Linked DNA regions of Mus musculus: region 1 is linked to region 2. The links are chromatin loops, found by intact Hi-C in ENCODE. Cell type or tissue: gastrocnemius. All regions are shown on one strand. Links, peaks and the distances in the headings refer to the core of each region. The heading gives the core; the rest is flanking DNA. Region 1 holds the start of Chmp1a (charged multivesicular body protein 1A). Region 2 holds the start of Rpl13 (ribosomal protein L13).

Region 1 (5,323 bases), core at 1-5,000, 110 kb after region 2:
GTCTGAGTTCCAAGCATCACTGGTTGCCGCTGTGACTCTCATCGTCATTTGCTGGGTCCCAGGACAGGACTGGGGAAGGGTGATTTTGTACAAACCTTCAACTGGAACAGGGTATCTGCAAAGACAGAGGACACAGTTTAGAGAACTTAAAGAGACGTAACAAGCAACGCATCTGACAAGGTAGCGGACTCAGTGGGATCCTTGCAGATGCCAGGGGCTGGCTCACACCAGACTGGAAGTCTGTCTGTCCTACAGTGCAGTCGGAAGATAGAGCCATGTTAGACACAGGCCTCCAAACCAACAGGGATCCTCACTAACTTTGTCAGGAACATAGGACAATCTCAAAGGGCTACTTTAAGGACAGACAGTGTGACGTATGCAGCTTTTGGCCATGGTCAGAGTGGAGATGGTGGCTTACAATTTATTCAACTTTACAAAACACGTGGCGTTCTTTATCTTCAGTACCAAACTTAACCCTTAATACTTCATGGTTGGTTTTGCATAGCCTTTCCTTTATCTTCCCAAAGGCAAATAGATGGAATTAGTGTGGGGGTAAGCCTGAGGTCACCGAAGAGGCTACTCCATGACAGCTGGCATTTCTAAGCCACAGCACCAGGCTCCAGCACACACTATTCCCACCTGTACTAAGCCAAAATAGGAACAACCAAACTAGCTACTCATTCAAAAACTTGGAACGGGACAGGCGGTGATGGCACACGCCTTAAATCCCAGCACTAGGGAGGCAGAGGCAGGCAGATTTCTGCGTTTCAGGCCAGCCTGGTCTACAGAGTGAGTTCCAGGACAGCCAGGGCTACACAGAGAAACCCTGTCTTGAAAAACAAAAACAAAAACAAAAAAGAAACAAAAACTTGGGACAGGCAAATTCAATTTCTTATGTTTGCTGTTTTGAGACAGGATTCCCACTCAGACTCACTAAGTAGCCGAGGCTGGGGACACTTTGACCTCTTGACCCTTCTGCCTACCTCCTGAGGGCTGGCATTACAGTTGGAACCACCGCACACCGCATCGGTAACTGGCTCCGTTCCTGAATCTGCAGAGTGCTGTCATACTTAATTTCTAAAGCCTTACCCTAGCAGTCCAGACTCAGGGCACTGAGGGTCTGTGGATGCAGACAGGGCCTGGCAGAGACCTGCCGGGCTGCAATCACCTCTGTGCATCTCTCACCACTCAGGGTAGGCTGACCATGACACAGTGACTGGAGGAACAGTGTCACCTAGGTATGGTCCAGCCATTTCACTAGTTTTAGGACACTGGCCAAATCGCCCCCATTTTAGCCCGTACTTTCATGTAGACTCTAGAGGGACTGGACTCTGAAAATCGGGAGAACCCTGTTGTGAGCTGCAGAGTGAACTGTAATGTCAGACAAGGGTCCATCTTCTTCCCAAGGGACAGTCTAGGATTCTTTTTTGCTTGTTTGTTTTTGTTTTGTTTTTCGAGACAGGGTTTCTCTGTATAGCCCTGGCTATCCTGGAACTCACTTTGTAGACCAGGCTGGATTAAAGGCGTACGCTACCACGCCTGGCTCAGTCTAGGATTCTTACGTCTTCTACAACAATGACACAGTACTTTAGCTTTCTACATTTCAGAAAGCAGTTTAAAAACAAAACAAAACCTCCATTACAGCCCTAGGCGGTGGCACAGACCTTTAATCCCAGCAGTGGGGAGGCAGAAGTAGGCAGATCTCTGAGTTCAAGGGCAGCTTGGTGTATACAGTAAGTTCTAGGCCAGCCAAGGCTACATAGAGAAGCAGTCTCATACAAACAAAAACTCTATGATACTAGCCCATAAAACCTATTATGAGTTCCTTGGGAGTCTAGAGGTTGGAGCCACGGCAGGTCGAAGTGACTCGTGACTCATACTGCTACGGGTGGTTCCCTTCCAACCTGTTAACCTAAGGTTAACCGGGCCCTCCTACTAGGAGGGAACCCAAAATCCTACTGTTTGGCACTTGAACTCCTTTGTATCTTAATTACTATTTCTCTGGGTACTTTTCTGGTGCCTTCTGACCACACTCCGTTGTCCCCAAACAGAAACAAAACAAACAGGGAGAGTGGCTAGTGGAAGTGGCCTGGATCGGGGGTCGGGTGTAGGATCATTTGGACAAGATTCAGGGTTTGGATCCCGGGCGTGGGGTGCAGGCCTGGGGAGATCTGGTAAAGAAACAAGACCCAGGGGTAAGAGCTGGCTGGGGGTCTGGAATCAAGAATCGGGAGCTGGCTTCTGCTGGGTTGTGCGATCGAGGCCCAGGAGAGGGTTTCAGCTAGGATGTCAGGGTTCAGGCACCGGGTCGGGTCCTGGTGGCTACACGGGCTGCAGGCCCCAGGGCAGGTCCTAGTCGGAGGTCTCGAGCCCAGTGAGCTGGGGGCGGGTCCCGGTCCGAATACAGGGTATAGACTATGGGTCCCAGGCCCGGGGGGATAGAGTCTGGGGCTGAAGCCCGGGGCGGGTCCGGCTGGGTTATGGGGCTGAGGCGAGACGTCCGCAGACTCCCGCTCCGACCCCGAAGTGGATGACAGCCCCTTACCGTCCATGGCCGGTCGGGCTAGCACAGCCCTCGGGGCGGCGCAGGGGACGCGATGTTACGGACCCGCTGTCTCCGCGAGGGCTTCCGGGGTCGCCACCGCTTCCGGTCGCGCGGCCGGCTGTCGCGAGAAGATAGCTCCGGGGCGGGGCTTGGGCGGGGCCTGGGCGGGGCTCAGGCACGGCTCGCGCGGCACGCGGTTGCCATGGTAATGAGCTCCCGGAGCCTAGTGTGGGTTTTGTGAGTCGGTCGGGTTAACCGGCCCCGAGGCCGCCCGGCTGGAGCGGCGGGGTCACCTATGGGCCAGTCGAAAAGCAAACCCAGAGAGAAGAAAGGTAAAGGGCGCCGCCTGGCGGCGAGGCCCGCCCTCCGTGCGGGCGTCCGCGGGCTGTAGGTCTAACGGCTTGTCCGTCCGTGTGTTTCAGAGGAGGAGAAGAGCACTACCACTTTAGTTACAAAGTCTAAGGAGAAAGTAATGGAGAAGGAGGCCAAGCAGTCTGACAAGGAGTCGCAGCCTGCCGAAAGCCTGTTGTTCGCGACATCCAAGCACTCAAGGCCGTCGTCTTCGTCTGAAGGTAGGGAGATCCAGAGGAGACCGGCCGCGGCAAGGCAGCAGGGATGGGACCTCTTTCTAAGGATGATGACCCGGGAGGTAAATATTACAGGGTTCTCGGTGCAGGGAAGGTGAGCGAGAGCACTGCCCTTGGCTCTAGGCTAGGCTATAACAGGGATTTCAAGGGCATCTTGTATATCTGGAGACCCTGTTTCAGAAGGAAAAAAGAAATTGAGACGAAACTTGAGCGATCCATAAAGTGTTCCCCAAAGAGGGTTAGTAGGGTGCTCTCTGGTCCCACAGTGATCCCTTCAACATGTTACAGCTTGGAGCAGAATTCTCCTCGGGTGATTGGCCAGGCTGCTGTGTGACTGACTCCTGAGCGGAGAGGGCTTGGTGTCCCTCAGCCTGGCCACAAAGATGGGAGGGCGTCTCAAGGTAGAAAGGACCGTGAGTGGGACAAAAGTGTTTCTTTTCACACCCAGCATTTGGCAGACACCAGAAACTGCTGCGAATTCCACTTTTCCCCGAGGCAGACGTTTGGCCTGTTTCTACCTTTTATAGTAGCTTGGTATGGCCACACAGAAGGAAACGTACAGAGCCTTCCGACACTGTGACACCCCCCCCCCCCCCATTGTCAGAAATAGAACTGTTGCAGGTTTAAAACAAGGAAGGCATTAGGAATTGGATGCTTTGTCTTTCTGGTTCCAGAATGGAGGCCTGTATGAAAAACAGAGCCCTAGGAGGACCTACCCCAGGCTCACTGCCGGAATCTGGTGGAAGCCAGAGGCGCAGTAGCCGAGGACAGTTGAGAAGGATTGGAGGTAGAAAGCACAGACCCTCCTCTCATTTGAGAAAGAGGTTGAGGCACCCATGGGTCTTGGGGAGGCAGTTTGAAATCCAGGTGCTGGGACTGGATTTCTGAGGTCTGACCTTGAAGCTTAGGGGCCCCTCATCTGAGGCTAGAAGGCTACACAGAGGCTGCAGACCTAGGGAGGCTTGTGATGTGATATCTGTCGATCAGGGCGCTTTTAGCTGATGACAGAAAAGCCAACTAAACAAGATTTTGTCACCCTGTGGTTTGATGTCTCACCAAAGATGGGTCAGAGATGGCGACCACCACCACCATGCCTGGCATCGGCATCGAGGACTCTGTGCTCCATTGTGTCGCTTTCAACCTCAGGAATGTCTTCCTTCACAGTGCCAAGGGATCTGGAAGGCTGCAGCCTCACAGGCACACAGACCATGCTGACCCTTAAGAGATGTGGGGCCTTGCTTGCTATTGGCAAGGAAGCCTTTCTGAGATAGGCTTCATCTGCCCAGCCTCTCTAAGATGGCTCCAGCTCTACAAGTTTGTAAGGCATCAGGGTAGACAAGGCCTTTGCCAGCGAGGAACTCCCCATTTGAAGGCCACCGGTGACACCTGTCATACAGCGTCAACATCTGGAGGAAATGCAGGTGGACATGAAGAGAAAACCAAGTGAGTCTGGTGTCAAGAAAAGATGATGGAGCAGGCTCAGCAGTCACAGGAACAAAGCCACTGACACATGCGACCCTGGAGGGAGCCTCAGAGCATGAGGTCTGAGGAAGCCAGGTGTAAATGTCCGTGTATGTTATGACCTCCTTTCTAGGAAGGCCTTGAACTCACAGTCCCTTTACTGCAACTCCCCAGGTGCTGGGCCCACGTTCATTTGGAAAGGATTCTAAAACCGCACAGGCTAGGCATGGAGTTATAGTGCCAGCTACTCAGGAGACTGAGGCAGGAGGATCATGTGAGCCCAACTTGGGCAACATTGTGAGACCCTGTGTTTTCAAAGCCCTAGGGAGAGTGTCTACCATACAAGAAGCACAAAGGTGTGGGTTCCTTCACCAGCGCCCCATAAAGCAGACATGGTAGCACATGCCTGGAATCTTAACACCTGAGGCAGGAGGAGCGTGAGTTCAGAGGAAGCTGTCATTACATGGCATGTTCAAGTCCAGCCCGGGCTATGTGATGCCCTGGAGAGTTGACTCAGCAGTTAAGAACACTTGCTACTCTTACAGAGAACCTGGCTAACGTTCTCAGGATCTATTTGGTGGCTCACAGGCATTTGTAATTCCAGTTCCAGGGGAATCAGTGCCATCTTCTGACCTCTGTGGGCACCAGATATGCACATGATATACATACATACATACATACATACGTGATATACATACATACATACATCCCCCACAAACTAACCCATGGT
Region 2 (5,370 bases), core at 107-5,106:
CAAGCAGCAGTATTAGGTTTAATTTTAATGTTTGTGAGCACTATTTAATGTTTCAAGAACTCTTTTTTTTTTTTTTTTTTTTTGGTTTTTCAAGACAGGGTTTCTCTGTATAGCCCTGGCTGTCCTGGAACTCACTTTGTAGACCAGGCTGGCCTCAACTCAAAAATCTGCCTGCCTCTGCCTCCCAAGTGCTGGGATTAAAGGTGTGCGCCACCACCGCTTGACAGATTTTTTTTTTTTAGTATTGTGTATAAATGTTTGGCCTTCATGCGTGTATATATATATACCACACGTATATGCTTGGTATGTATATATATCACATGTATATGCTTGGTAGACTATGCAAATGCTTAGAGGTCAGACGAGAACACTGGATCCCCTAGAACTTCAGCTATGGCTGTGACCACCTTGTTGGTGTTGGTCATCAAACGCAGGCCCTTTGCAAGAACAAGTAAATGCTCTTAAACACTGAACTGTCTTCTTAGCCCTACTTTTTGTTTTTGTTTTGTTTTTTTTTGATGGTCAGGTCCTGGTTATGGAGCTCTGGCTGTCATGAAGCTTGCAGTGATCCTCTTCTTTCTCTCTTCTGGGTGCTGGGCTGTGTGTACCACCAAATCCAGAAACACTGTGCCACTTGATAAAAGGTGTGGCTTAGTGGTGAAGAGCCAGGCAGTGGTGGCACACACCTTTAATCCCAGCACTCTGGAGGCAGAGGCAGGCAGATTTCTGAGTTCAAAGCCAGCCTGGTCTACAGAGTGGGTTCCAGGACAGCCAGGGCTACACAGAGAAACCCTGTCTCGAAAAAACAAAAAAGAAAAAAAAAAAGGAGCACTTAGTGAGGGATCCAGTGCTCTTCTGGCCTCTGAGCTCGGCACACACAACTCCTGCAGGCTCACACACATAAATAGTAAGTTAGTAATCCTTTTTTAAAAAACAAAAAAGATTTCTTTAATGTGTGTGCATACACTGTCGCTGTCTTCAGACACACCAGAAAAAGGCATCAGATCCCATTACAAATGGTTGTGAGCCACCATGTGGTTGCTGGGAATTGAACCCGAGACCTCTGGAAGAGCAGTCAGTGCTTTTAACCACTGAGCCATTTCTCCAGCCCTAAGTTAATAATCTTTAAAAATCAAAAAATCAAGGTTATGTGACTAAAAGAGTTCCAGATTATGAATGGAAGAAAGTTTATTACTGGCAGAGGCAGGTGGATCTCTGAGTTCCAGGCCAGTCTGGTCTACAGAGTGAGCCAGGACCGCCAGGGCTACACAGAGAAACCTTGTCTCGAAAAACCAAAAAAAAAAAAAAAAAAAAAAGAAAAGATGTGGTGAGGGATTAGGCAAGAGTTTTCTGACACTCCCAAACACCCAGAATTCAGTAAGTACCCACAGGGAAGGGAGGGGTTCCTGGAGCAGCTTGCCGGAAAATGAAGAGCAGGCCACAGCCATAAGCTGCTAAGTCTAGTCATGCAAAGGAATGCAAGCCCGTGCACAGCACGGCCTCAGGCACCAGGAAGCTTTCCGGTGGAATGGTGTTTGCAGAGTTCTCTGCCCAGGAGACCAGGAACTGGCGCTCAAGCTAGAGCAGGAACAACCGCCTTAGCCTCATCTTTGCATAACTGTTCCCTTCTGTGTCCACCCTGTGCAACAGAGAACAATTCAGATCACAACCTCCCTTCCCTCCCCTAATTTGATTCTAAGCAGTGTTGCAGTTTCAGAGCTCTAACGCCCACCAATGTCACGCAGCACTGCAGCTTGAGCTGGAACTCAGGTGCCGGTGCAGCGTGTCCATCCTGAACGAAAAGCTGGTGGTGGACATGGATGTCATCTTTGAGAGTAGAAAGAGACAGATACTTGGGAATGTCAAAAGAGGTCTGAGAAAACACTGTTTCAAAGAAGTGCACCTTGAATCTGGGCATTCCTTCCACAGACATTTTCTCTGGGCTGGGAAGATGGTTCAACATCAATTTCTGGCCTTTTCACCCACACTCAAAAAAAATGGCTCCCCCCTACTGAGGATTGAATTTAGCCTCTCATCCAATAGGCAAGAATTACATCCTCAGCCTGCTTCATTATGACATTATTTTCGCGCGCGCACGCGTGTGTGGTATGTGTGTGTGTGTGTTTGTGTGTGTGTGTGTGAGAGAGAGACAGAGAAAATATATATATATCATGGATGAGCTCAGCATGTAGAGCTTGGTTCTCTTCTACCATGTGGGTCCCAGGAATAAAATGGCAGCAAGTACCTTCAACCCTCTAAGCTGTCTTGCCAGCCCTTCCTTTTTAATTTTGAAAAGAGGGTTGGGCTGGAGAGATGGTTCAGCGGTTAAGAGCACGGACTGCTCTTCCAAAGGTCCTGAGTTCAACTCCCAGCAACTACATGGTGGCTCACAACCATCGGTAATGGAGTCTGATGCCCTCTTCTGGTGTGTCTGAAGACAGCTACAGTGTACTTACATAAATAAAATAAATCTTAAAAAAAAAGGAGAAGAAAAAAAAGAAAAGAGGGTTTAAGTTGCTCAAAAAGCATTGAAATTGCTATTGTCCTGTCTCATTTTCTAGATGAATTATGATTATGGTCCTGTGATATCTGGCCCGGGTATAATGTGGATTTTTAAATTTATAGCCCTCTTAATTACTGAGCCATTTCTACAGCTTCTGTAGTGGAATTTTGATCAGGAAGAAACCTGGTAATTGGGAATGAGGAGTGAAAAAAGGTTATAGGCATACAGGTGTAGGACCAGTGTATGCCTTGGCTGTTTTGTTGTCGCTGCTACTGTGGGTAGGAATTCAGTATTGTATTTCGTCACACCTGATTTCCCCCCGAGGAGTTAAGTCAGGGCTAAAGGAGTTATCTAAGTAAATGGGGGAGTTTGGGGCTGGAGAAATGACTCAGTAGTTACGATCACTGGCTGCTTGCTGTTTCAGAAGTTCAATTCTCAGCACCCAGGAACTCCGGTAGTAGGGGATCCGACGCACAGCCATGAAACCAGGGAGACACTCATACAAATAAAGTAAAAATAAATAAAAATCTTAAAGTGGGGGGGGAAGTCTGGAATGGGGGTGCGTGCTTCAGTTCTGGGGAAACATAAATTCCAGGCAAATCTATAATAAATTTTCCTGGGTGGACGGGGAAAAAACACTGGATCTAGGAGGGAGAAAGAGTTTTAGGGGTTTAATTCATAGGTGCGCCCCTGAGCACGCCGGAGATACCCACACTGCGAAGTTAGGAACCAGCGAGAATAACCAACCCGACGGCTAGAAAGGCGATGGTCCGCCGGCGGGCGGGTTCGCGTGACGTCACTTCCCTTTCGCCTGATTTTGATTGGCGTTTGAGATTGGCCGGACTCCCTACAAGCCCAGGGTGCTTTGCGGTGCCCGGTCCTTTCCGCTCGGCCGTTCTCCTGTATAGGAGGTGAGTCTCTGCCGCCGCCGGTCCCATCGTGGTCCATCGGGCTCCATCGCCCTCCATCCGCTGTCATCGGCGAAGAGAGGCCGCACGGACAGCCATGGAGGAGCCCGGGCGCCGACAGCACGGAGCCAGGGCAGGGGCGGGAGGACCCGGGACGGGGTTGGGGACCCTGGCCTTGACTCGCCGCCCTCCTCTCCCTCGCGGCCTTAGGCAGCCATGGCGCCCAGCCGGAATGGCATGATACTGAAGCCCCACTTCCACAAGGATTGGCAGCAGCGAGTGGACACTTGGTTCAACCAGCCGGCGCGCAAGATCCGCAGGTATAGATCGCGCGTGGCTCGCGTGGGCTCCAGGGCGGGGACGCGCGTGGGGCAGGAGGTGACGGCTGTGCTTTTCCTGCAGGCGCAAGGCCCGGCAGGCGAAAGCGCGTCGCATCGCCCCTCGCCCCGCGTCCGGCCCCATCAGGCCCATCGTGAGGTGCCCTACAGTGAGATACCACACCAAGGTCCGGGCTGGCAGGGGCTTCAGCCTGGAGGAGCTCAGGGTGAGTGCGGCAGGGCGAGGTCCCTTGGCAGGTCCCTCGGGCTCGGTGGAATGATGACATTCTCCGGAATCGCTGTACTGACTTGATGAAAGTACTTTTGAACCCTTTTCCATCTGATGACACCGAGTTTTCTCGGCAGGGCCGGCTTGGGGTGGGGTGACTGCGAGGTGGGTGACCAGTTTCTGTTTCTGAACAGGTGGCTGGCATCCACAAGAAAGTGGCTCGCACCATCGGCATCTCTGTGGACCCGAGGAGGCGAAACAAGTCCACGGAGTCACTGCAGGCCAACGTGCAGCGCCTGAAGGAGTACCGCTCCAAGCTCATCCTGTTCCCCAGGAAGCCTTCTGCTCCGAAGAAGGGAGACAGTTCTGTAAGTCCTGCGGGGCGGCAGAGGTCCGGCTCAGTGTAGATAGAGTCTGTGTTCTTGGATCCAGCTCTGCAGAGTTGACATGAGTGCAGCAGTGGGAGGTTAGAGCGTACTGGGGGCGGCGGTGACGCGTGCAGATCAGTGGGAGCCACTATGGTGTCCCTGGGCTTTCCAGTGTCTGTTAGTGTTGGGAGCTATTGACTTGGAGCCTGGTATGCTGTTCTAGAGCGTTCACCCTACCAGGACGTTCAGGGGCATCTCGGTACAGAAAGTATCTCGGTATTCAGAAGTGTAAAGAGTTTTGTAACAAGGATCGGTGGGTTTCTTGTCAGTGTGGGCTTCCTGAGGGTGGGGTAAGGATGGCTTTCTTCTGTTCCTTCAGTGGAGCTGTAGTCAGCCAGCGCACCGGGACGGAAAATGCTAGGTGCTGCAGGCCCAGGCAGCCTGATCCTTGGGAACTAAAGCAGACCCCGTGATAATGGGGTCTATAAGTAACAGGCATGAGATGGAAGCTGGACTCAACTTTTTCTTACTCTTAAAACAGGCTGAAGAACTTAAGCTGGCCACCCAGCTGACAGGACCTGTGATGCCCATCCGGAATGTAAGTGGACACTGCTGTAGGCTCAGCTCCGTAATAGACAAGATTGGCAGGGATAAAAAAGTGTGTTGTGACAGACTAATTAGAGACTGGTGAAGGTTTCAGGCTGGTGAAAGAAAGTTCTCTTACCTTGGGGACAACCTCCCAATCTTTGGGGTGGGGGGGCACTTTTTGTTGTTTTGAGAGAAAGAGATTCTCTGTAGCTTTGGGCTGGCCTTGAACTCAGAGATTGACTGCCTCTGCCTCCCAAGTGCTGGGTTTACAGGCATTCATTCATTACCACCATGGGCTAACTGCCAAGATTTTAAAGGACTGGCTTGTGTTCCTTTTAGAAATGCGCAGGTCCCTAACTTAGCATTCCCTACTTGTTTGGAGTGCTTGGGAGTGTAATTTTGTTCTTCTCTGAAGGGATCAGGCTTTGTGTCTTGGGCTTTCTGTTGCTATGAAGAA

Evidence for each region. Peaks named below come from ENCODE experiments on the same cell type or tissue, not always from the same donor. Only the 100,000 strongest peaks of a DNase experiment are listed, where the experiment ranks them.
Region 1: a loop joins it to region 2, with 3 times the contacts of the local background. A loop is called at or near these places in 22 of 42 quality-filtered maps.

The regions. Positions count from the first base shown.
Region 1 is chr8:123,210,121-123,215,443 of GRCm38, forward strand. Chmp1a (charged multivesicular body protein 1A) reads right to left here and starts at 2,668. Exons shown (of 7, transcript NM_145606.3): 1 at 2,546-2,668; 2 at 96-115. The coding sequence starts at 2,552. It overlaps Spata33 (spermatogenesis associated 33), which reads left to right and starts at 2,738. Exons shown (of 3, transcript NM_177279.4): 1 at 2,738-2,877; 2 at 2,968-3,117. The coding sequence starts at 2,841. In gastrocnemius, for the core only: a CTCF peak has its summit at 2,883 (motif pointing left); a DNase peak (open chromatin) is centred at 2,731; H3K4me3 peaks cover 2,191 bases; H3K27ac peaks cover 1,990 bases.
Region 2 is chr8:123,099,032-123,104,401 of GRCm38, forward strand. It overlaps Rpl13 (ribosomal protein L13), which reads left to right and starts at 3,319. Exons shown (of 6, transcript NM_016738.5): 1 at 3,319-3,414; 2 at 3,622-3,731; 3 at 3,814-3,955; 4 at 4,152-4,325; 5 at 4,867-4,923. The coding sequence starts at 3,628. Snord68 (small nucleolar RNA, C/D box 68) reads left to right here and starts at 4,027; the gene lies at 4,027-4,074. In gastrocnemius, for the core only: a CTCF peak has its summit at 2,426 (motif pointing left); a DNase peak (open chromatin) is centred at 3,326; H3K4me3 peaks cover 2,469 bases; H3K27ac peaks cover 2,480 bases.